Regions from separate parts of the Homo sapiens genome. Here region 2 is linked to region 1. A link is a loop called in an ENCODE intact Hi-C map of the cell type or tissue named here. Cell type or tissue: dorsolateral prefrontal cortex. All regions are shown on one strand. Each heading gives the region's core, and the rest is flanking DNA. Links, peaks and the distances in the headings are about the cores only. Region 1 has its middle 7.6 kb from the start of CLPTM1L. Region 2 holds the start of LOC107986397 (a long non-coding RNA gene).

What was found. A loop is a pair of places that touch in the nucleus more often than their neighbours do. Peaks named below come from ENCODE experiments on the same cell type or tissue, not always from the same donor. Only the 100,000 strongest peaks of a DNase experiment are listed, where the experiment ranks them.
Region 2: it touches region 1 in a loop (8-fold over the local background); 2 of 110 quality-filtered maps call a loop at or near these places.

Annotation. Positions count from the first base shown.
Region 1 is chr5:1,346,081-1,359,380 of GRCh38, reverse strand. No RefSeq gene overlaps it. Among named protein-coding and RNA genes, the nearest start is that of CLPTM1L, 7.6 kb to the right of the region's middle. RefSeq lists enhancers at 14-569, 570-1,125, 1,126-1,681. In dorsolateral prefrontal cortex, for the core only: no CTCF peak of the experiment used is centred there; a DNase peak (open chromatin) is centred at 7,987; H3K27ac peaks cover 1,086 bases.
Region 2 is chr5:1,544,582-1,556,710 of GRCh38, reverse strand. LOC107986397 (a long non-coding RNA gene) reads right to left here and starts at 8,301. Exons shown (of 2, transcript XR_007059102.1): 1 at 8,210-8,301; 2 at 756-6,364. LOC124901161 (a long non-coding RNA gene) reads left to right here and starts at 8,312. Exons shown (of 4, transcript XR_007059099.1): 1 at 8,312-8,402; 2 at 9,746-9,952. RefSeq lists an enhancer at 6,322-6,822. In dorsolateral prefrontal cortex, for the core only: CTCF peaks have their summits at 3,506 and 3,707; DNase peaks (open chromatin) are centred at 1,990 and 3,720; H3K4me3 peaks cover 1,757 bases; H3K27ac peaks cover 1,236 bases; H3K27me3 peaks cover 4,078 bases.

The DNA.
Region 1 (13,300 bases), core at 3,920-11,919:
GAGCGGCGATGGGCTCGGAGGGCGCCCGTGGCTTGCTCTTGCAGGGGCTCCATGCCCATCCTATCTTGCTTGAAAAACATAAGCTTAGTGATAAAATTGGTAAGAATTTCAAGACGGCGACCCTGGAGCCGTGAACCCGAAGTGACCCTTACCCTCCCCAGGCACAGCGGGGCACCCGGGGGCAGGCAGGGTGGTCCTGGAGGCCATTCTGGGAGGGGCCAGTGCCTCGGCCTTGATGCCCATGCTATCCCCTCTCCACGCGTCCTCACCTATCCCCGAGAGCTGAGCGACCGCCAGGAGCCAGCCTGCACCCCTGCCACAAGGCCTGGCCCTGCTCCTGGCACTGCGGGCTGGAGTTGCCCATGGGGCTGCTCAGTGCACAGCTCCTGCACCACGCGGGCATGGGTCCTCGTCCCCATGGGAGGGCGGTGCTGATGCCCAGTTCATGCCCCGGCCTGTGCAGATGCAGGGCACAGCCCAGCTCCTGCATGGGGTGCTGGGTCCCCTACGTGTGACCCCGTGGTTGGGGGCTTGCAGCCCTTCCTGCCACCTGCTGGCCTCTCCACGGCCACGTGCTTCCTTCCCACTCCCTGGGTGGCACAGGTGTGGCGTGGCCTGTGTCCTCCAATGTCAGGGGGCACATGCACAGCCCCCAAGGGTGGCTCCCAGCCTTGCTCTCCCACCCTCTTCCCCCTCAGGTGGGGCTGGGAGTCTCAGGACAACAACATCTCCTCCCCATGGCCCTCCTCGTCGGCACCACCGGGCCCTTGCACACACTTGCCAGGGTGGGCCGAGCAGGCAGTTCAGTGGGTGGTCCTGAGCCCTGGCCCCAGCCCAGGCATCTGGCAAAACCCTTCCTGGCCTCGGCTCCTCATCTGTGCAGTGGGCATGACCATCGCTCCACCTCGGGCAGTCGTGGGCATGGAACTGAGTTAATCCACCAGCGGGGCTCAGGATGGCACCCACTTAGGTCCATTGGTTTCTTTTACATCATCTGACGCCGTCTCTTGTCAAGCGCTTGGGCCACATCTCTGTGACATGGGGCTTCCTGCCACTGGCATGCACCTAGGAGCACTTCAGGCCCTGTCTGCACCCGCACCCCATGTCCCAGGAGCCCAGGGTCCCCCAGTAGCCTGGTCCGCTTGGCCCACAGGGGAGCTGCCTTGCTCTGGGAGGGCTCTGTGTCCCGCTTTGTAATCGTACATCACAGCTGTCACCATTGCAGTGGTCAAGGGGGCAGTGACAGCAACAGTCAGGCCAGGGGCTGAACTCCGGGCACCCGTCGGCACAGAGCGAGGGGAAGCTGGATGAAGCAGCGGGCGCGGCCGTGGGGAACCGACTTCTTCTGCCAGGAAAAGGGCTATTTCCATAAGCTGCTGGCTGTCAAAAGGCATTTAGCTCCCCCTGTGTTCCAGAGAACATAATCTATTATTTGTTCAAAAGTAGGTTTCCTGAGGTAACTACAAAACCCCCAATATTGATGCTAAGTCACATGGAGAGCTGTGGGAGGCTGGCCTGGCTTTTTGTAAGATAATAGCAGGGCTTGTGTGCTCTCTGCTGAAACCTGCCATCCCATCCATTTCCTCCTGGGAAACTGGGCCATCGATGAGGGTGACAGCCCTGCCAGCCAGCGACATCCTCCTATGCTCAGTGCCCAGGCAGCACGGTCAAAGGATGAAAATATGAGTGCTGGAGAGCCCTCTCCTCCCCGCAGTGCCTGCCACCCATCCCTTCCTCCTTCAGACACTGGCCCCCAGTAAGGACAAGAGCAGCACGATGCCCCTCCCTACAGCCATGCCCAGGTGGGGACCCCGTGGGCGGAGTCCAAGTCCTCCCTCTTCCCGCCTCCCTCCGATCACTTCCGGCCCTCATTACCCCCTTGACCCTCATTCCCATGAAGCTCACAAGGGCAGAGCCTGTGCTGACCCTTGGGGAAGACTCGAAGTGAGATTGGAGGGCTGTGGAGGACAATGGGCTGTGATGGGTGGGACTGTGCCTGCCTCCAAGTTTAAATGTTCAAGTCCTGACCCCCAGGACCTCAGAATGTGACGGTATTTGGAGATGGGGTCTTTACAGAAAGGATTTCAGTTAAATGAGATCAAGAGGGTGGGCCCGTTGTGACTGGTGTCCTTGTAAGAACAGGAGATCAGGAGGCGGACACGCAGAGAGGGGCGACCCGGTGAGGACTCAGGGAGAAGACGGTGTCTGGAAGCCAAGGAGAGGCCTCAGGAGGAAGTAGCCCTGCCACACCTGGATCTGGGACCGCCAGCCTCATGGACTGTACTTTGAGCAATAAATGTCCTGTCTAAGCCCCAGCCTGCGGTCGTCAGAGGCGCTGGAACCAGAGCGACTCCACCTCGAGTGAGGGCTGGAAAACGAGGCTAGGACTTGCTAGGCTCCACTCCCAGAGAGTCGGGCATTCCCAGCCTCTAGACGTTTAGAGATAAAGGAACAAATAAATAATGTTTACTAAACAGACCCAGACTTGGGAGTCCAGATACCCCGATATCCAGAGAACAAAGGCATTCCTAATTTTGCCTTAAAGATAAATGATATTGATTCTTGCAAAATATACTAATTAAGAAAATTAATTCTTTATCATCAACGCTCGTAGCAGAGCACATCTCCCCGTATACACCAGGATTGTACCCCAGGTGGGCGCCTTTCTCCTCTTAGTTTCGGGAATGCCCTGCTCTGTCTGTGGAGCAGCCGTCCTTTCGCCACTTTACTCTCTTAATAAACTCACTTCCACATGGGACTGCGGACTCCCCCTGAATTCTATCTTGTGCGAGATCCAAGAACCCTCTCTTGGGTTCTGGATCAGGACCGCTTTGCTGTAACACGGTGCTGCTCCGTGGCCACGTGAGCCGACGGATGCAGAGACCGACGGCGGGCTCTTCGTTACCCTGGCCCGCCCAGGCTCCCACGGCCCCCAGCCCTTCTGTTCTCGTGCTCTGATGGTGGCGCCGTGTGGCCTGCCCTGCGCGCTAGGCACTGCTCAGCTGCTCTGTGGGTGGGTCGTGGGCACTTGCTGACACTCTACAGGGAGGGGCCTTCCTGGAGTCATGAGACAGGACACTGAGAGCAGCCGCCTTGTCTGGAGACTGAGTCCCGTGTCAGGGACAAGCAGTGACTGCCTCCCTGACCTCTGCTTCCTCCACGCTGGCAACAAAGGCGGGAAGCAGGAGGCCGGCCTGACACCAAGAAGCAGATGGCAGGGGCCATGTTTCATCCCAATGCCCAGGAGCTGTTCCTGCGAATTCTGCTTGTACGTAGGTGATGCCCAAACTGCATTGTCCACACTTCCCCAAGCCTACAAATTCACTTCGTAGGATTTTATTTTTACTGAATGAATCCTACAGGGCTTGTCTCCCAAGTGCTGAGATGAACAGATGGTGGTTGCTGTCATCCCTGGAGCTCACACATCCCCCAAGGGCACCACAGCTCCTGCTGTAAATAAGCCCGTTGTTTTCTTTTTTCTTTTTTTTTTTGAGATGGAGTCTCTCTCTCTCTTGCCCAGGCTGGAGTGCAGTGGCACGATCTCGGCTCACTGCAACTTCCACATTCCAGGTTCAGGCAATTCTCCTGCCTCAGTCTCCTGAGTAGCTGGGATTACAGGCGCCTACCATCACGCCCGGCTAATTTTTTGTATTTTTAGTAGAGACGGGGTTTCACCATGCTGGCCAGGCTGGTCTTGAACTCCTGACCTCAGGTGTTACACCCGCCTTGGCCTCCTAAAGTGCTGGGATTACAGGTATGAGCCACCACACCAAGCCAAGCCTGTTAGTTTTCATGATCCGAGAATTAGAAATGAAAACACTGAGTTACAACATCTCTCCTAACAGGTTGGCAAAACTCCACAAGGTCACCAGCACACCTTGATGGGGAGGCTGCAGGGAAACACACAACCTCATGCTTTGCTGCTGGGATGCAAACAGCACAGCCCCTGCGGGAAGAAGCTCAGAGATGCCCGGAAAGACCTGTGTGCATTCACAACTGCATCCTTCAATTCCACTTCTAAGCAGCTACCTTAAAGTCACAAAATATCAGAAAATGGATGTTCAAGGTCATTCAACGTAACCCTGCTTTTAATACCTACAGACTTTTTTTTTAACCAAAGGATATATCCTGGCAAAATATATTATGTATATATATAACTAAATGGAACCTCTGAGATGAAAAATACCTTTGAAATGAAAAATTCATAATATGAGCTTAGCAGCAGTTTGAAAACTGCAGAAAAATACCAGTGAACTTGAATACAAGCATTAGAAAGTATTCAAACCTAAGCACGGAGACGGGAGAAAAGTTTCAACATAAACAGAACCTCACTGACATTGAAACAGCATCAAGCAGCTCATATACATATAACTGGAGTCCCAAAAGGAAGAGGCAGGCAGAGAAATATTTGAAGAAACCTTCACTGCAACATTTTCAGACTTGAATCTCACAGATTGATAAGCTCAGTAAGCCCCAAGCAGGACAGACAAGGCAAAAGCGCCAGACAAATACACACAAAACACAAAGAAACACAGAAGAACAGCTGCCAATCTGTCATCAGAAGCAATGCAAGTCAGAAGACAGTGGACTGAACGATGTGATTTAACATGACAGAAGAAAAAGTGCCCATCAACCTAGAGAATTAGTGAAAATATCTTTCAAAAAACGAGGGCAAATTAAGGATATTTCCATACAAATGACAATTGGTAGAATCCATTTTCAGTAGATCTGCATAACACAAAATGCTAAAGGAAGTTATTGAGGCTAAAGGGTATATATCAGCTGTATTTCACGTGACAGTGAAATGTATGACAATAAAGAAAGGAATAGAACAGAAATGGAACGTTACTGTTTAAAGTCATTAAAATCCACATGAAGGGTTATAATATCTGGAAGTAGACTAGCTTAAGTTTAAGCTGCAAATTGACAATTGTAGAAAAAAACACTGAACAAGTAAAGCAAAAAGATCTAGCTGAAAAGCCAATAAGAAGACATATTTGAATCCAAAAAAGATAAATTTATAATTCTAAAAGCAGGAAGAAAAAAGAGGAAAAAGAACAAAGAATGAATAGGACAAATAAGAAAACATTGATAATTAAATTTAAATGATGTAACACTCTAATTAAATGGCAGAGATTGTTGATTGAAATACAGAACTAACTCTAAGCCGCCTACAAGAAACCCGTTTTAAATATAAATACACAGATAGGTTAAGGCCAAGCATGGTGGCTCATGCCTGTAATCTCAGCACTTTGGGAGGCTGAGGTGGGAGGATTGCTTGAGTCCAGGAGTTCAAGACCAGCCTGGGAAACAGGGTGGAACTCCATCTCTATAAGAAATACAAATATTGCCTGGGTGTGGTGGTGAACCCCTGTGGTCCCAGCTACTTGGGAGGCTGAGGTGGGAGGATTGCTTGAGCCTGGGAGGGTGACGCTGCAGTGAGCCAAGATGGCACCACTGCACTCCAGTCCAGCCTGGGTGATAGAGCAAAACCCTGTCTCAAAATTTTACTTAAAAAAAAGAAAATAGGCTGGGCGTGGTGGCTCACACCTATAATCCCAGCACTTTGGGAGGCCAAGGCAGGTGGATCACCTGAGGTCAGGAGTTCGAGACCACCCTGGCCAACATGGTGAAAACCTGACTTTACTAAAACTACAAAATTAGCTGGGCATGGTGGCAGGTGCCTATAATCCCAGCTACTCGGGAGGCTGAGGCAGGAGAATCACTTGAACCTAAGAGGCACAGGTTGCAGTGAGAGTTAGATAGTGCCATTGCACTCCAGCCTGGGTGACAAGAGCAAAACTCCATCTCAAAAAAAAATGTGTAGATAGACAGATAGATACATATGTATATTTAAAACACAGGTAGGTTAAAAGTTAAAGGAGAGAAAAGGGCATGCCAGGGAAGCGCTGTCAAAAGAAAGCTGAAGTAGTTATGTTGACACGACACAAAGCAGATGTCAGAACAAAGAACATCACCAGGGATAAACAAAGACAACAGGGTCAAGACATCAAGAGGACACAATGACCCCAAATGAGTATGCTCCTACTAACAGAAATTCAAAACACATACAGCAAAATTCAAAAACTCTTATCACTGAAACATGATTACGTTGGGTGTAGTAAAAATGTTCAACTTTTCTCTTTGAAAGTCACCAGAAGGAGAGTGGTGTTGGCAACAGGGCTGACTAGAACTGTCTGGCGCTCATCCCCTCCTCCCCACAAAGAAGGATCAAGGCAACAAGTTGACAGTGACAATTTGACTGGAGCGTCGAAGGCAGAGTGCTGGACTGCAGCAGAGGCCGGAGACACCCCTGTGGTGCTCGGAAGCCCAGGTGGCGTCTGCTGCCCAGTCTTCCTCACCCACCAGTTTGACCTAGAAGCAAAGAGGGACTTCCAGTGGCAAGGAAAAGGTAAGCAGATCTCCACCAGCTGCCACTGCTACAGCAAATGCTGGCAGTCCTTGCTGCAGGAGAACCCACAGTCCTTGCAAGCCCTGAGCCCAGTTGGGAGCACTGCAGGGAATTCTCACAGCAGTGTTCCCCCGATTAGGAGCAAAAGGTGTGCACCTCCCACCCCACACCCATGCCATGAGCCAAGCTGCTATTGCATCTGGAGGGGCTCTGCCCTGGGGCCAGTAGCACCTGCACCTCTCCAGCACTGGGGCTCCACTTTCATGCCACCAAGCCCACATGGGCAGCTGAACACCACAACCCCAGCTGCATAGAGCTTGGGCCCAGGCTTAGCTGTGACTCTGGTCCTGCACAGCAGGGAAACCCATCCCCACCGCAGCTCTTCCAGCTGTCTGCTCCTCCCACCTGCAGCAAACCCACCCTTGAGCCAAACAGCTGCAGGTCTCCCCACATAGGCCCCACCAGCCTCCAAGCAACTGACAGCAGGAGCTCAGGGCCTGAAAATCAGCCCCACGGCACCCCCACCTGCAGGTACGCCCCTGGCCTGCCCAATGGCTCTGTGCCTCCAATAAGGGCCTAAGAAAAAGTCCCACAGGCTGCCCCTGGCAATATACAAAAATCAGTAGCATTTCTATACACAAACAAAAACCTAGCTGAAAAAGAGATCAAGAAGGCAATCCTATTTCCAATAGCAACAAATAATATAAAATACCTAGGGATAAATTTAACAAAAGAGGTGAAAGACCTCTACAAGGAAAACTACAAAAAACTGACGCAAGAAACTGAAGAGGATATGAACAAATGAGAAGACATCTCATGCTCAAGGATTGGAAGAACTAATATTGTTAAAACGACTGTGCTACCCAAGGTAATCTACACATTTAAGGCAATGCCTATCAAAATACCAATGGCATTCTTTTTAGAAAAAGAAATAATATTAAAATTTGTATGGAACCACAAAAGACCCCAAACAGCCAAAGCCATCCTGAACAAAAAGAACAAAGCTGGAGGCATCACACTCCCAGACTCAAAATACACTACAAAGCTACAGTAACCAAAACAGCATGGAACTGGCATAAAAACAGACACACAGACCAATGGAACAGAACAGAGGGCCCAGAAATTAATCCGCTTTCTACAGCCGACTGATTTCCAACAAAGGTGCTAAGCACACTCACTGTGGAAAGGACAGATTCTTCAATAAATGGTGCTGGGCAGTGGCTTACACCTATTACAGCTACTTGAGAGGTGGGAGGATTGCTTGTGCCCAGGAGTTCAAGACCAGCCTGGGCAACACAGCAAGACCCCGTCTCTACAAAAAGTTTAAAAATTAGCCAAGTGTAGTGGTGTGTGCCTGTAGTTTCAGTTACTTGGGAGGCTGAGGTGGGAGGATTGCCCGAGCTCAGGAGTTTGAGGCTGCAGTGAGCTATGAGCCACTGCCCTCCAGCCTGGATGACGGTGCGAGACCCTGTCTCTAAAAAAAAATTTCTACTCTAGTGCTTACAGCAGACCAATTCATAGTGACTGAAAATGGGGACATCCTACCGCCTATCGACTGCCCATCAGCATCTGGGTGGCTAGCCCAGCTGTGGTGCATTCACACCAAGGAATGCCACTTGGCAATTAAAAGGAACTACTGTTATGTGGAACAATGATGAGTTTCACAAACACTGTGCCAAGTAAAAGAAGCCAGATACAAAAGACTGAGTGATTCCATCCATGTAAATTTCTAGAACAGATGCATCCACAATGACAGAAAACAGTCTGGCTGCAAAGGGGCAAGAAGGAAGTTTTGGTTTTTGTTTGGAGTCAGGGTCTGACTGTCACCCAGGCTGGAGTGCAGTGGTGAGATTGTGGCTTACTGCAGCCTCCACCTCCCAGGCTCAAGCAATCCTCTTACCTCAGCCTCCCAAGTAGCTGGGATCACAGGCATGTACCACCATGCCCAGCTAATTTCTTCTATTTTTGTAGAGATGGGGCATCACTATGTTGCCCAGGCTGGTCTTGAACTCCTGGGCTCAAGTAATCCTCTCGCCTTGACCTCCCAAAGTGCTGGGATTACAGGCATGAGCTACAGCACCTGGCTGTTTTTAAGTAATGGAAATGTTCTATATCTCCGTTGTAACAGGATTTGCATGGGTGAAGACATTTGTCAAAACTCATAGAATTGCACACTTAGAATGGGTTTTCTTTATATAAATTATTCATCAGAAAATTAAAAGGGAAAAAAGGCTAGGGGTAACAACAAAAATACCCTTTTAGATGAATATAAAATAATCCTTAGAGAACCATCGTCTCCTTATCCTTGGCAAGCATCCCCTCAGGGAGAGCTGCTGTTCTCTTTCCACCCCTCTGATGTCAGCCCCAGTTCCTGGGAGCCCAGATCCACAGCGTTGTCAGCCTAAGAGAGAGGTTCTCTAGAAGAATAGATGTTAGCTTGAGAACAGAACATTACAAGGAGAGTACACACGCCATAGTAAACCATATGCCTATTCAGGGAGGTCAAGGAAGACAAAGGTCTTTAAAGGAAAAGCGAGCAGGATCACAGTGGTTTTGAGATAATTCTCCTTGGCTACAAACATCAATAACAAAGGTCATTCCAGTCTGAGGTTGGACAGGCAATTGCTGGGCAGTTGTCCTTGCAGAAATATTTTTTGTGTAAGGGTGTGATGGCCTCTGTGCCGGGCTGTGGTTTTTGTAGTCCTTTCTGGTATCAGGCATGCAAGCATAAGTGTCCTCTCTTCGTGGCCTTCCCCACCAACTCTTTGTCAGGGCTTTCTTAACATTAGTGACTCCATTTTGATTCTGACAACTTTCACAGCATGTATTTAGAGCAGCCGCTAGGTGTTCATCCACAGAGGTGGCCGTGAGCAGTTCCTGGGATCATAACAAGAGTCCATTCTGCTTGGGGCTTACCACAAATGAAGTAAAGACAGGCCCTTGGGGAAAGGTTGGGCAGACTGAGCCCCACATGAGCGGGGCAGGAGATGGGCCCGCGCCCCAACAGAAATGTCAGGTGATCATCAGGTGATGGTCAAGCTGTTGTTAAACTGTCTAAAATAATTATTGGTTGCAGCTGGTGCCAGAGAAAGGCAGGCTCCCAATAGATAGAAAACACCTAAAGCTGATGATGAGCCACTTCCCGATAAGATCCCAGGAGTTGGCACAGGTGGGAATTGAACAATGAGAACACTTGGACACAGTGCGGGCAACATCACACACCAGGGCCTGTCGTGGGGTGGGAAGGATAGCATTAGGAGAAATACCTAATGTAAATGACGAGTTAATGGATGCAGCAAACCAACATGGCACATGCATACCTATGTAACAAACCTGCACGTTGTGTACATGTACCCTAGAACTTAAATTAAAAAATTTAAAAAAAATCTCAGGAGTTGGTGAGTGAGGTCAAGCATGCACACTACGAGGCAAAGTGGCAAAGTTTAACCAGCGTGTGACCTTCCCCTAGGAACTGGTAAGGGAAGACTGCCTCAAGAGGGCACCGCACAACTCCAGTAAGCACACTGTGCACGCGGCCCTCCCAAGTGTCGGCAGGCCACTGCGCATGCGGACAGCCCACCCCAAGGGAAGAATCAGGGGAGAAGGGACGCAGCCCCCAGAAGCATGCCAAGATATAAACCCCAAGTCAAAGGTCAAAACCGTGTACTTGCTCTCTCAAGATGCCCACCTGGCCCTCCTCCAAGTGTACTTTATTTCCTTTCGTTCCTGCTCTAACACTTTTTTAATAAACTTTCACTCTTGCTCTGAAACTTACCTCAGTCTCTGACCCTGCCTTGTGCCCCCTGGATGAATTATTTCCTCTGAGGAGGCAAAAGCTAAGTTGCTGCAGACTTATATGGATTTGCTGCTGCTGACACCAGGAGGTGGCGTTCTGGGCTCCCTGTGGCCCTGGAGAGTAGCAGCCTCCCCTCTTTCTCCAGGAGCCCACCCCCCCCACTAGGAAAGGGCAGCAGGCACTCAGCTCGTTACAGCCCATGCCATCGATACCTGTGTGTGCATGAGCCCCAGTCTCACCCAGGGCCCTAGGAATGAGCCACGGCCTCCCTCTGGCACGAACGGTTAGCCTTTGGGAAACCCTCAACAGATGCCCACATTCAACTGGCAAGATTCTCAAACACCGGCCCACAAGCCAGCACCTGGAGGGCTGCTCATGCACATGGTGGCACTTATCAATAACTTTTCAGTGATGGAAAAATCTTATCAATAACTTTTCGATGATGGAAAGATGTTCTTGGGTGGGCTAGGAAGTCCTGTAAGAGCTGTGTCCTTGCAAGAGGAGAGCCAGCAGCCAGGCACGGTGTGACACCTTGGGCCTAGATGTCCCTGCCCCTGACCTGCTAGAAAGCTGACTGGTCTGCCACAGAACGCTTCTGCTTTGCCTCCAGGAAAAGGCCTTGTTATCTGCGAACTCCCAGAGGCACCCATCGCAGGATACCCAGCTTTGCCTGAGGGCTCTTGTCCCTGCTTTCCTATAAATATCTGCACCTGGGACAGAATTTAATCCAGATCAAAACTCAGTCTGAGACTTGCTTTCCTAGAACTACAACCCCAGGGGCAGGTAGCGTGGGCAGAGACAGAGTCCCACCTCGCCCTGCCGACACAACATCTGTTGAATGAGACCAAATGTGGGTTTGTGGCCCTTCATCCATAAATCCTGCAGATGTGCCAGGCCCGGTGGCTCACGCCTGTAATCCCAGCACTTTGGGAGGCCGAGGCGGGCGGATCACAAGGTCAGGAGATCGAGACCATCCTGGCTAACACGGTGAAACCCCGTCTCTACTAAAAATACAAAAAATTAGCTGGGCGTCGTGGCGGGCGCCTGTGGTCCCAGTTACTCTGGAGGCTGAGGCACGAGAATGGCGTGAACCCAGGAGGCGGAGCTTGCAGCGAGCTGAGATCGCACCACTCCACTCCAGCCTGGGCAACAGAGCGAGACTCTGTCTCAAAAAAAAAAAAAAAAAAAAAAAAATCCTGCAGATGTTAGAATGCGCGGAAGAGAGAGAAACCCAAAGTGTGAATGAATACAGAGAGGCAGGAGATCCAACACCTTCCTCCCCAGGAAAGCCCGGGCACGAGGTCCCCGAGCTGAGCTGAGCCTGGGGGCTGGCTCCAGTCTCAGGACCGCCCACAGCCCTCACAGCAGGGTGTGTCCACATTCAGATGCCCTCCTCTCTCCCTCCATCCCCCTCCCAAGGCTGCATCGGCAGCTGTGGCCTCATAGGGAGAGGTGTGGTTTGGGGGTGATTTCCTATTTCCTTCGTGTCTGACCACTGCCCGAGGGCCTCACAAAGGAACCGAATCTTTTGGAGCCTGCATTTCCTGTCATCCTGAGTGGCCTTTGGAGTCCTCAATGTATAAGGACAGCAAGGGCCAGCTGTTCATGTTAGCTTTCTGGAACATTCCAGGCACTCCATGTACTAACAGGTTCCTTGCCAGAGGGCCCTCAAATGATGGAATTGATAAAAGCATTATAAAATGTTGATAAATTCTCTAACCATAGACGTGGAGCTCAGTGAGTACGAATGCAAGATGTGACTCCCCCAGGCCTAGAAAGAAAGCCTTAGCTTCAGAGACGTGGGTAACCTTGGCTCTCTACGGGAGTGAGGCCAACAAGGCCAGCAGAACAGGGTCAAGCAGCTCCTGTTGCCCAAGCAGCCACAGCCGCCTGGCCTTCACTGCATCCAGCTGTGCAGTGGCAGAGAGGATGCTGCGTGGGGACAGCAGGAGGAGAGGCCTTCAAGACCCAGGCCAGCTAAGCCTGGGGAGATAGAAGCAGCCACCACGCTGGGGGAGTGTGGACGCAGGAGTTTGAGGAGTTCTGCGGGGTGCTGAATGGGGTCCTCCTCTGGCGCTTTCTTGAGGGAGTTCTGCAATGATCCACATTCTTTCCAGGGACTTTCTTTCAAGTGCTGTCATATGCTGCCGCGGCTTGCCGGCAGCCCAGCCTCAGGCGGTCGGAGTCGGAAGGCGACAGATGCAGGGCTCCCTTTCCTCATCGGTTCTCTCAACAGGGCAGGGGGACGGCCATGAGTGGGCAAATGTGTCCAGACCACTGAAGAACCTCTCATCTGCTCAGCTGGAGAGGCCCTTCCTGTCTCTGTGATCTTTCCCAAGATGGCCAATGTCCTGTACCACCGGCCACCCCTTCCGTTGGTCACTGTGGATGACACTAGGGGTGGACACTGACCAAGGAGGCACCAACCTGATTCCAGCTCCTAGAGCTGGCCAGGTGCCTGACAGGAAAATGAGGCATCTGAAGAACACGGAGAGATGGGGGTAGGGTGGTAGGGAGGGAGGGAGATGAAGCCACACCCCAGAGCTCCTGGGTTTGCAGCTCCTTCCCGAGGCCTGGCTAGGTCCCTGCCTCGGTCCCTGCCTCTGGATGCCGTGAGACAATCCACCCTGGAGAGCCTACCAGTCCCCTTATGTTTGACAGCTGGAGTTGGAATTTGCCTCCCGCAGACCACAGGTCTACAGCCTTCATTCACGTGTCGCACAGACTGTGGCAGGACCAGCACCCGCTGCTGGTGTGGGACGCCTGGCCCTGTAGGGGACCCCAAGAGTGGCTGGAGAGCAGGGCGTGATGCCTCTTGGGCCACCCTGCAAAGGGCTCACGAGCCTCCTGAGGAGGATGCATTTGATCAGGGTAACAGGAGTCAGCAGAGGGCTTTCCAAGGACAGGTTTGCCAAGAAGCGAGAACAGACTGAGGGGGGAACGATAGAGGCACTGGGTGTAGTCAGACACCACTGCAATGGTAGCCGAAAACCGCGCCGTGAGAAGACTCTGTGGGGAGGGTAACTAGGTGCATGAGAGTGAGAGGAGCGAAAAAAGCCTCGGATGGCTCCGAAGCTCCTGGCCCAGCTTCC
Region 2 (12,129 bases), core at 93-8,092, 200 kb before region 1:
TCACCCTGTAGCCCCACCAGGAGGGAAGCTCCGTCCCTCAGCAGCCAGCACTCCCATGGGGATTCCTGCAGGAGAAACCTGAGGGTAAGGGGCGAGGCGAGCAGGATAGGGCAGGACCAGGCGTCAGGAGGGGGTCCCTGTCAGCCAGTGACCCGCACCCCACTGCTGGCCCTGGGGAGGCCAGGGTGGCCATGGCACCCGCCACTGTCAGTCATTGGCTCTGGGCCACCCACAGTCTGTGCTCGTGACCTCCCAGGCATCTCCCAAAGAGGTACACAGCCTCCTCAACTCGGCAAAGGGGTACAGGCCCAGACAGGGCATCTGGGAGGCACGGCAGCACCTCCACAAGCCCTGTGGACAACGGTGGGCCCCATCTGGCACCGCCCACTCTGCACATGGCACTCAGGAGGCGCTCGGGGCACCTGTGTTCATGGAGCACAGAGCAAAATGGCACTTGCGCGCACGTGGGATTCATGCCCCAGCCCGCTGTCCTCAGCCAATGGGCAGCAAGCTGGAGATACACTCCTTCCTGGAGGCCTCGGGCCAGGGGCTCTGTCGCCAGGCTCTAGATCAGCACTGACCCCTTCCTGGATCATGACCCGGACATGGGGTGGACCTAGGGCCTCGGCTGGGGTTGGAGAGATGATAAGGGAGGCTGTGGCCTGCAAGGTGAGGCCCGCAGGGCTCAGCATTGATCTGGCCTCCCCTCAGATTGCTCCAGTGGCCTCTCTCAGCCTCAAGCTTCTCATCAGTAAAATGGTGCAGAAAACAGGGCTTCATGTCCTGGAGGGTGTGAATTCACCAGGGCCCTAAATCACCCAGACCCCTACTGTGTCCTTGCAGGGACATGGCACTCCTGCGTTTGCTTCATTCCATTAAAGAGAAAAAACACAGACACAGCCACTGGTTGTAGAGCTCGTGGTAAACAACCCACCGCCGGCGCCCCGCTCCACAGCCACCCCACAGCTGCCGTTCTGACGCGCGGCCGCCACTGTGCAGCTCTTTCTGCTGGACGTGGCATCTTCGCCTCCTCCGACATCTAAGAATCCTGGGCCAGCCCTGTGGTTCACCACAAGGAATGCCGTACATTGGGCAACTATGAGCCAGGAAACCACACTCAGAGGAGCTGGACACGGGACATCAAGGGCACTGCTGGCAGTTGAATGGTGTTTGCAGAGGGAGGCAGGGAGACGAGGGCAACCTTGACCCAAGCTCTTGCTCGGATAAACACTTAAGCAACGTTGTCAGGAAGGAATCCATGACTCGATGGTTCAGCAAATATTAGCTCAGCAGGTGGCATTCAGCTGCTGGGGGCAGAGACAGCATTGCATGCAGACACGGCTCCACTCAAGTTGGCCCGCCCTCGTGTGTGAGGAGGGCGCCCGGCCAGCCAGCACCCACCCTGGAGGCTCCCTTGGCAGGTGCAGTCCACCTGGCCCAGCTGCAGACAAGACCCGTGGCTTGGAGGTTCTGGGTGTGTCTCTGTCTCTGTGGGCTGAGGGACATCGTGGAGCCCATCCTCAGCCCCATGGGAGCCTGAGACACTCCCTCCTCACTGCTCACACCAGACCAGGTTCAGAAAGAGACATGAGGCACTGTGCGTTTTGCAGAGTCCACAGGATGAACACAAGGGTTTGGATCCCAGACGTGCCAAATGCCTAAAGGGTGCACTCATTAAAAAACAAAGCTTTGAAGCTGAGGATCATTTCTGCAATGTGGAATAATCCTTGTTTTTAGAAAAGTCAGTTTTCAATTCAATCTGTCTCATAATTGAAAATCTTTATGTAGTGAAGTATCTTGAAGTAAAACAAGCTGCTAACAAGCCACCATCACAACTTAATGAGCGCAGCACAGGGGCACTTCCCGGCACGCGCCTGCCCTCGGCCACACGGCTGGTTTCCACCAGGCTCCCCACATGTTGCCTTCAGGCTGAGCCTCGGAGGCACCCATGTTGGCCGTAGCCTTGTAGAACAGTTAAAATTCATAAATGCACTGGAGTTTTGGGGGACCAAGCCGCTCACCTTGCAGAGAAGGAAGATGAGGTGCTGAACACCCAATGCCTTGATCAAGGACATGCAGTGGCCCCAAACCAGGACCTGTCCCTTGCCCTCGGCTGCCCTGTGCCCTGGTCAGGTGTGGTCAGGCCTGTGGAGTTTCTGTTTGGTAAAGACCTTGCATCAGGCATGTCACCTCCAAGATGTCCCTCCCTTTTACCCTGCCTCTCATTACCAAGCTCAGACACAACTTTACCTGCTTCCAGACACCCAATTAAAACCCATCCACACGTAAAACCTCTTGGGCCATGAGGAGCAGGGTTACACCTGGGGGCACTGGATGTGGGGCATGGCTCTTCCTGTGCCCTGGGCCCCAGGTGCCCCCACAAAGCCCTTGGCTGCCCTTGGGTCCACCCCTCCTCACCCCCAGCACAGCAGTTTCCGGCACTGAGACTTGCGCTCTCACCTGCTGAGACTTTCGGAGCGTTCGTTTGAGCAGCACCTGTGGCCAGTAAGATCCTCGCGTTGAAAGGCCTCCCAGCCTCTGGAGGCCTCCTGGGAGCCGCTGTCCTCATAGGATGTGTCCCCCAGGGGGAAAGGCTCCCCACCCTGCCAGTTCCTCCACCAGCGGGACCAGCAGCACCCATCTGGTCCTCAGCCCGCTGGGCTTCAGATCCCTGCCAGCCCACAGGATTCTCCCAACACCCTGCCCCAAGCCCCACAGAGCCAGGGTCCCCTCACCCTGTGGGCGGCCACTGCAAAGCCATGCAGCCCCTGAGAGCCCACCCTGTCCCCGAGTGGAGTGGGCCGCCTTCCACCCGCACATCAGCACCTGTGACCGTGGCCTGCTGTCACTCTCAGCTGTCCAGGGTTGGGTGCTGGGCACTCAGGCATCTGGTGCCATTGAGGGCAGCGGGTCCCCCTCACCAATAGGGTAGAGAGGAAGGAGGTGATCAGAATAGCCCCTGTGGCTCAGCAGGCCCAGCTTGCAGGCCCACCAGAGCCTTGCAGGACCCCACTTCCCCCATCAATGGGCTGCAGAGGAAACTGCAGGGCTGGGCTTTTCTATCAGAGGACCATCCGGACATCTCAGATTACAGAGCCACAAAGACGGGGAGCTGGCGGGGCAACTCCCCAAAATCCAAAGGAGTGGGGGGCTCTAAGTCACGGCGGCTCTAAGTGGTGAGGGCTCTAGTGGTGGGAGCTCTAAGACTTGGGGTCTCCAAGTCGTGGGGGCTCTAAGTAGTGGGGGCTCTAGTGGTGGGGGCTCTAAGCCGTGGGGTCTCCAAGTCGTGGGGGCTCTAGTGGTGGGGGCTGTAAGTCGTGGGGGTCCTCAGGACCCTCTTTGGCAGAGGAGAGCCCACCTGGGCTAATGCTCACTGTCTGGAAACTAAAGACCAGCTCCGTGCACTTTAGGACGTGAAGAAAAGGCAGAGTGAAGGAGGCTCCTGAGCGTCCTGTAAACTCTTGGAAGTTCCTCCGGGTTCGGGGCGCCTCTTTCCCAAGCCAAGCCCAGCAGTGCTGTCTGCTCCCCCCACCCCTGGGCTGACCTAATGAAAGCCCGCTCTCTCCAGGCGCCCATCTGTGAGTCCGTCGCGGCAGGCCTCGGCGGGGCCCTCTCTGCTCAGAGCTCTTCTGGGTGGAACAGAGGCTTTTTGTTGCACGGGATTTCCAGGGCTGTGCTGGCTTCATGCACCGAGGGGCCTGCTCTATAGGCCACGGCCGCCGGGCCAGCGTCCAGCGGGAACACAAGGGAGCTGTGTGTCGCTGGGTCAGCATCGTGGCCCAGCCCGGCGGGAAAGTGGGGTGGCTGCTACTAAGGCTCTGGCTTGTTTGAATGAGGTTGCTTTTCCCAGAGTAGCTGAAGTGTCAGTCCACGCCGAGAGCTGGTTGCCTGCCAGCATCGTTGCCTTTAGATTTAAAATGAAAATATGACAGAGCCAGAAGCTGGGTAAACTGTTTTCCAACCCTCTCCTTTCACAAAGCCAAATGGAATAATTGAGATCAAATCCAACTCTTCAAAAATGCATTTGCCTGACAACTCTCCATGCCAAGTGTCGGCCTGAAATAATCCCTTCGCTGACGCTCTAAGCCCGGAGAAAGGCTGCCTGTCACAGGGGTGCTGACGCCGCCAGACACAACCGCGCCAATGAACTGAATCCTCACTCTGAAAGCGAAAGGGTTGGCTGCAAACTGAAGCTAAAACCAGATGCCCATCAATGCTGTTAGCAGTAAAATGACTGATGATTAGGCAAATGGTTTTACTTTGAAATGTAAAATGAATTGAAAAAAGCAATATTACAATAAAAATATAAAACCATAATTTGTCAAATAAAACAAAACTAAATGGGTAAAACTTAAAGTCATAATTGAACACTTGTGAAGTATCGTAGCATCTCACCCCTCTCAGTCCCTCTCCCGAGTCCCACCCAGCCTGGCGTGTGAGACCCTGAGGGTCCACCAGGTCACCCAGTTCCCTTTCTGTGCACCATGTCCCCAGGCTCAGCCACACAGGGTTTATCTGCTATTGCTCCTTCTTTCCAAGTGGTGTTTTCTCTGCCGTCTCTACTCCGTCTCTTACGAAGATCCAGAGCCCCCACTGAAAAGCGCTGCCTTCAAAGTCCCCCAGAACCCGTGTCTCTCCTCTCCGGTTGCACAACACAGTTACTGCAGGGCCTCTGAAGTGACCCCCATCCCACTGTCGGGCTTGGGCTGCGCGGTGATGCTGCCAACAGGAGCAGGTGCGGGCAGTCGTGGTCACGCATCCGGCTCGACTGAGTGTTCCGTATACTACTGTACAAAACTCTTATCACTCCTTCCACTTCATTTATCACTTTCCTTGCAGATGGGCATTTTCAGTTTCTCACAATTCCAAAACAAAAATTCTTCTCGAGTGTCAGTCCCTCCAGGGCATATTCCTGCAAGTGTTGTTCCTGAATCTCAGCCTCGCAGCTTCCCTCGCTGAAGATTTGCAAATTGCCTTCCTGAGTAGAGCCTCCAGTCTCTGTATTCAGTGTGACTGCCCAGCAGTCACGGGCTCTAGGCCTGGTCAGACCTGCTCCCTTCCTCAGTCGAGGGGAGAGAGGTGCATCCATCCCCAGCGGGGCACCCGCTGCAGCTCCGGTACCCCAGCCAGCTCCAGGCCGGGTGCCCATTGCAGCTTCGGTACCCCAGCCAGCTCCAGCACGGCAGGTGCCCTGTCTCCGTGGCCCGGTAGGTCTCCTCTCAGCGAGTCTCCTGTTCATGAGCTGTGCCTGTTTTTTGGTGTTTTGCTTTCCTACAGCTACGAGGAACTTCTTCAGTCTGTGGATGCCAATCCTTTTCCAATTTTATTCACTGTAACTACTATTTGGCCAGTTCACAGCTTTTATTTTCCATTGGTTTATGGTGACTTTAACAATGTTGCCTTGTTTCAATTTGCCAATGTTTTTCTCTATGCTTTTAGTTATTAAGAAATCCTTTTCTATCTCAGGCATTAAGAAAATCTCCTAGTTTTTAACTTTAAGATTACACTTTTTACATTTAGTCACTCCTTCTTTTGGGTTTTTATGAACTATGGAATATCAAATATGTATAACATAAAATTTGCCATTTTAGCTGTCTTTGAGTTACCCGTCAGTGGCATTCACGATGTTGTGCAACCATCACCGTTTCTATTTCCAAAGCTCCTTATCACCTGAACAGACTCATTCACTTTCTAACCCGATATTCAGTGGCACTGGCTGAGCATCTCCTAATGGCCGGGCCTTGCCCTCAGGGGGATTGCTGTCTAGCAGGGGAGGCAGACAGACAGGCACAGTGGGCACAGCAAACAAGTGAATGAGAGGGCCTGGGGCTGGGCAAGGGCAGCCTGGATGGCTTTGCAGAGGGAACCTTTGTTCCCCAGGGCAGTGACTGTGCTGCGTGTCCACCCCCAGCTGTGCTCCTCAGCCCCAGTTCTCATGATGTTTGTTCTCCTGGGTGTAGCGATGAGACTCCCGTTCCAGATGGTAAGGAAGAGGCACAAGACGGGGCCGTTGTGCAGACTTCTAAAGAAAGAACTCATGTTATTAAAACTGAGCTCATTGCCTCCACTGACATTTGCGGAGGGATGACCATGCCAGGTACCCACTGAGCCCTCGTCCCTGCCTGCACAGGGCCCATTTCTAGTGCGGACGGAAACAGCCTGATCCCAGGGAAAAGGCAGGGAGCCTACAGGGTGGGGTGGAGGCAGAGCTGGTCTTAGCAAGGACAGCGGGAGTCCACGAGCCTTGAGAACCTTCTGTAGGAGGGGCAGCCCGGGCAAAGGCCCTGGGGCAGGAGCAGAGCAGAGGTCAGAGGTCAAAGCTCCTCTTCAGGAACCGTCATTTTCTGTGTAGCTGCGTTCTCACCTGGGAAGAGGCACACTCAGGTTAAATGCAAGCCCAAGGCCATCTTGAGCCCAAGGGGACAGGATGACTGTTGCCGTAGGTAGGGGTGGAGGACGTGGGACAAAAAGGACAGGGTGCTGGTCACACTCCTGACAGCACTCAGGCCCAGGGGCAGAGGGAGAAAGCCACCCACATGCTCAGTGCCACACGCTGGGCAGGGGCTTCTGACATTCCCATGACCCCACGAAGCAGCTCTTATGCCCCATTTTCCAAATGAGAACACCAAGGACCCACAAAGTCAGCAGCCGGCCTATGGCCACGTGGCTGGAGAGCAGAGGTGCTGGCCTCAGGAAGGCAAGCCCACGGGTCCATGGCTGAGGCCGGCAGGCTCCATCAGCGCCCTGCCCTGCTGCCCTCAAAAACTGTCTCCTCCTGCCTCTGCAGAACACGCCCAGGGCTGTCACCCTTGAAAGCTGTGGGGACTCTAGGAGAAGGTGGCGGCTCCCTGTGATCCGCTCCCACTCTGGTCCACATTTCACAGGGCCTGGGCCTCAGATGACTTCAGGGGTTTTCTTTAAGAAAAATGGTACACAATCACAAATGCTAAATCGATATGAAATGGAAATGAGGAGAGATGGCGGCCGATGGCAGGTGCTTCAAAGCTACATCACCCGGGAGGAAGACTCTGCCTGCAGCTGTCACTGACCTGCCGAGACCTGGCACATCCCACGGCAGCCTGCGTTGGGGCTGAAAACATGTTACGTGCAGTGCAGCTTGAGAGGTGGACCAAAAGGAGAAATGGCCATTGCAAGGATGTTAAGAGTAAAAGTTTGCAAGTCTTCTGCTCACAGATTTTACCGAGTTCCTATCGTAAGGCAGGATTCAGTTCTAAGGAAGGAAGTTATTTCCGGATTCGTCTTCTGAAGAACGCCGGCCCCTCAGCATTAAAGTTGCCGTGTCTCTTTACACTTGGACTTTAAACAAATTAGATGACTCTTTGTTCCAACGGGCAGGCTGTCCGCTTGCGGGCTGCACCGGCCCACCTGTGCAGACAGCCCAACCGTCACTGGCCCACCCGTGCAGGCAGCCCCACCCGGCGTCCTCTCCCCACTGAGCCTGGCCCTGAAAAAGGACCCCTCGGACAGCAGGACAGGCCAGTCCCAGACATGTAAGCTTGCTCAGCAACCTTCTGGGGTGGACCTGTCCCATTTGCAAATGTGGGTTCCTGCACAAGGAGTCCCATTTTCAGATATTTCTCCTTTCTGCCTGCTCAAGGCAACCGTGGCTGCGGAAGACTCCAGGGCAGGATGGTCAGCAGCCTCCCTGCACGCTCAGCTGCTCCTGCTTTAGAAGAACCAGCCCCTCATCAGGATCCCGCCCGTTGGGAAGCCTGCACGGATTCTTCTGTATGCCCATGACACGGGCAGGGTCCGTGCTATAGAGCCCCTCCGCAGTTCTCCAGGGAGACACCTGTAGCCTGCAGTGAGGAGGGCTCTTGAGTGTCATCGCCTGAGGGCACTTTCTGAGAAACAGCGACAATGTAGAAAAACAGGCAACATTGTGCAACGTTTATCAGCCCCTCCGATCACACCTTTATCAACCCCTCCGATCGCGCTGTTTATCTGCCCCTCCGATTGCACCGTTTGGCCATGTGCATCGCTTTCCCACCGTTCTTCTTAAAAAAGGAAAAGAGAACATTTCCGTAGATCTTCTTGCCTGTTACAGATTGATTTGTTGTTGGCTGGTTTTATACATACACGCCTGGGTCCCTGGGGTCTCCGTTAGAGGATCCTGTGCCCCCAACCACCCCAGCTTATTTCCTAGGGTTACAGGTCAGTAAGGTAGTTGGGCCGTTTACCTACTCACTTTTTTCATGAATCTCTTTTGACAGCTACCAAAGAAGAGACAACATCCAGCAGCAGCCACTCCCGCAGGACTCCAGGGAACAAGGATGGAATGAGAATTGAGAAGCAGAGCTGAGCTGTGACTCAAGCACCGGGCTGGCTGCCACACAGCATCCCTGTGACACTCAGATGCCAGCTAACGTGTTCTAATAAAAGTAAGCATCGCTGGCCGGGTGCGGTGGCTCATGCCTGTAATCCCAGCACTTTGGGAGGCTGAGGTGGGTGGGTCACCTGAGGTCAGGAGTTCGAGACCAGCCTGACCAACATGGAGAAACCCCATCTCTACTAAAAATACAAAATTAGATGAGTGTTGTGGCATGCGCCTGTAATCCCAGCTACTAGGGAGGCTGAGGCAGGAGAATCGCTTGAACCCGGGAGGTGGAGGTTGCGGTGAGCTGAGATCGCCCCATTGCACTCCAGCCTGGGCAACAAGAGCGAAAGTCCATCTCAAAAAAAAAAAAAAAAAAGTAAGCATCACCTTGAAAGACATGATACCAACTGCTGAAACATTCTCTGAGTTCATGGTTAATAAGAAAAAGACAGCAGAACACCAGCGCACTTGGTTTCTGGAGAGCACCACTGTCAGGAGGCCGTGTTGACAAGGATGCTGGAGGAGTTCAGCCGCAAGCACCAAGCAGACTCCTGGATGAGAAGAAGCCACAGCTTCAAACCTGATGGGTGGTGAAGAGTACATTCCCTTTGCTGGCACAGTGAGGGAGAAAGACCAGAATTTTGTGTTTAGGTTAGAGGAGACCCACACTTAGGGAGCTAACGATGGCAGTGACTGTTGACTAAGAGCGTTCTACCACGATGCTCTTCCAATAGCCCTGAAGACAGGTCTTCTTATTCACCCCTTTCTATAGAGGAGACGCCAAGGCTTAGAAATGGAAATCCCTTTCCAAAGTTATCACAGTGGTAAAAATAGTACGGGGGTTTGAACCCAGGCCTTTCTAGCTGCAGAGTCCTGGTGCCTGCCCCACACCCTACGGTGTCACTGTCTCCCCAGAGACCCTGAAGGGCAAGGGTAGCCGCAGAGCAGAGTGGACAGCCTCCGGTTCTAGGGCCCGATGTGTGCACATTGATACATTAAAGTCCTGTCAGTGCGCAGATGTGCGAGGGATGTATGTCCGGAGAAACACATGTGCGCTCTGAGCAGTAACAAACCCAGACTGTCAAAATGAAGAACTGAGGACACATCGTTGCTGGGTCCATCTAATTCTGAATCAACTGTGAATATAGAAGAAATAATTTGCTCAAAGAGAAGGTGTTGACTTGTCCAAGACGCAACATGCTGTCTCTTCCTCTAGAAATCAGAAATATTCAAACCCAGAGTTCTACTGAAATACCCTAAATTGGCAGTGCTTTTTTGTGGTAATTTAATCAGTAGCTGAAGCTGAAATTCCCAGCTTTTCACAAAACGCAGTTTGCAATCTAAGATCCAACACTGTAAAAAGTGTGGCTGGTTCTTCACCCCCATAAAATAATCAATGTTTTCCAGCTAACCAGTCACATCGGTCAAACCCTACCTTGATCCGGTGATGGGCCCCTGCCCACCCCAAAATTTCCCGCGTGTTCATGAAAGACGACTAACTCCAGAACGGAACATGACGCACGTGCCGAGACATCAGCATTGAGTAAGCACCCGCTGTGGGCCAGGCCCGGTCTCAGGACAGCTGCGCGCCCTCCAGACTCCACGGTCCTACAGGTAAGTTCCACCTCGCCCCTGCTTTGCAGAGGATGGAAGGTGAGGCAGAAAAGCCGAGTCACTTCCCAAGATCACAGGGCAGAGCCCAGAGCCCTGTCACTCCCTGTGTCACTGCCTTCCTGGGTCACGACGAGTAACTTCCTGAACACAAGGGCCTGACTTGCTGCATTTGTCCCAGCTTAGGGATCATGTTGGCTGCAAATGGGTGTCTAAGACAACCCTTTAAATGTGAACATGGAGAAAAGGAGAATTGCTAAACACATTGCTGGAAAACATCGCCCATATAAACGTCTGTCTAAAAGAGCAACTTAGCCAGAGCAAAATCGTCTGCTAAATCAAAGGCGACTGGCACAACTAAATGGTGTAGAAGCAAATATTTCATTTTCAGCTTAAAGAATATCACTGCAAAAAATATGTTCATTCTGGGTTATCAATGCGTTTTCTAAATGAAGATGACTCTGAAAACATACTGATAAAGTTAAATACATGCCGTTTCAATCCCAACTGACACAAACACTCCAAGGAGTCAAGGACTGCAAACCAATTATGTTTGCAAAATCCTGGCTCAAATGTCCTCCCTCAAACACAAATGTTAATGTCTTACTCAGTATACTAAGAAATATGTCCTCTCTGTTGAGTCTTTAAAATCAAGTGGCTTATGAAATAAACCTCCCATCCAATAAGAGCTCTTGGCCTCATCAACTCATATTGAAAATATGCACAAGGGTTCTGTTCTGACAATCATCTCACTGTCGAAGGGTCAAATCAGGTGATTCTCAGCGTCTGTTACCAGAGACCAGGTGCTTCCACTCAAGATGACTTCCCGGTTTGCTCAAGCAAGAACCACTTAATGAGCAAATGAGCAAACCCTCTGGGCTGCTCCAGCTTAGGTGAGAGTGCACATGTGGGGTGACATAGCTGTGTGCAGAGGAACAGGTGTGCGTGCAGGTGTGAGTGCAGGTGCAGGTGTGTGTATAGATGCAGGTGTGTGTAGGTATGTGTGCAGGTGTGTGCAGAGGTACAGGTGTGCGTGCAGGTGTGAGTGCAGGTGTGGGTGTGTGTACACAGGGGAAAGTGTATAGATGCAGGTGTGTGTGTAGGTATGTGTGCAGGTGTGTGCAGAGGTACAGATGTGCATGCAGGTGGTGTGCAGAGGTACAGGTGTGCATGCAGGTGTGAGTGCAGGTGCAGGTGTGTGTACACACGGGAAAGTGTGTATAGATGCAGGTGTGTGTAGGTATGTGTGCAGGTGTGTGCACAGGTACAGGTGTGTGTGCAGGTGTGAGTGCACAGGGGCAAGTATGTATATAGCTCTAGGTGTGTGTGCACAGGGACGTGTATGTATAGGTGCAGGTGTGTGCAGGTGTGTGCAGAAGTTTGTGTGCAGATGTGTGTGCAAGTGCAGTTGTGTGCTCACTGGGGCAAATTTGTATATAGGTGCAGGTGCATGTAGGTGCATGTGCAGGTGTGTGTGCCAATGCAGGTGTGTGTTCACAGGGCCAAGCATGTGTAGAGGTTCACATGTGTGTGCAGGTGTGTTTGGAGGTGTGTGTGCAGATGCAGGTATGTGCACACAGGGACAAGTGTGTGTATAGGTGCCCGTGTGTGCAGGTGTGTGTGCAGGTGCAGGTGTGTGTTCACAGGGCCAAGTGTGTGTAGAGGTGCAGGTGTGTTTGGAGGTGTGTGTGCAGGTGCAGGTATGTGCACACAGGGACAAGTGTGTGTATAGGTGCAGGTGTGTGCGCAGGTGCAGGTGTGTGTTCACAGGCCAAGTGTGTAGAGGTGCAGGTGTGTTTGGAGGTGTGTGTGCAGGTGTAGGTATGTGCACACAGGGACAAGTGTGTGTATAGGTGCCCGTGTGTGCAGGTGTGTGTGCAGGTGCAGGCCGCACGCAGGAACACTCATGGTTCCACTGGCAACTCATCCACAGTGGCTGCGCCCGCTTACTTCCAGGCATGAGTGGGGAATGCATCACCATCCAACTGAGTGAGAGGCCCTTCTGAGGAGCCAATGCCTGCTCACAGAGAAGGGGGGAGATAGAAGGGGACAGGGAAGGAGGGAAGGAGGGAGAGGGCACCTTCTCACGCATTCAAGCCTCTTCCACGTGGTCCGACTTGGTACACATCCGGCCTGGCCCTGGCCCTGGGGTCTTACAAGACAGGCCTCGGCCAGAGCTG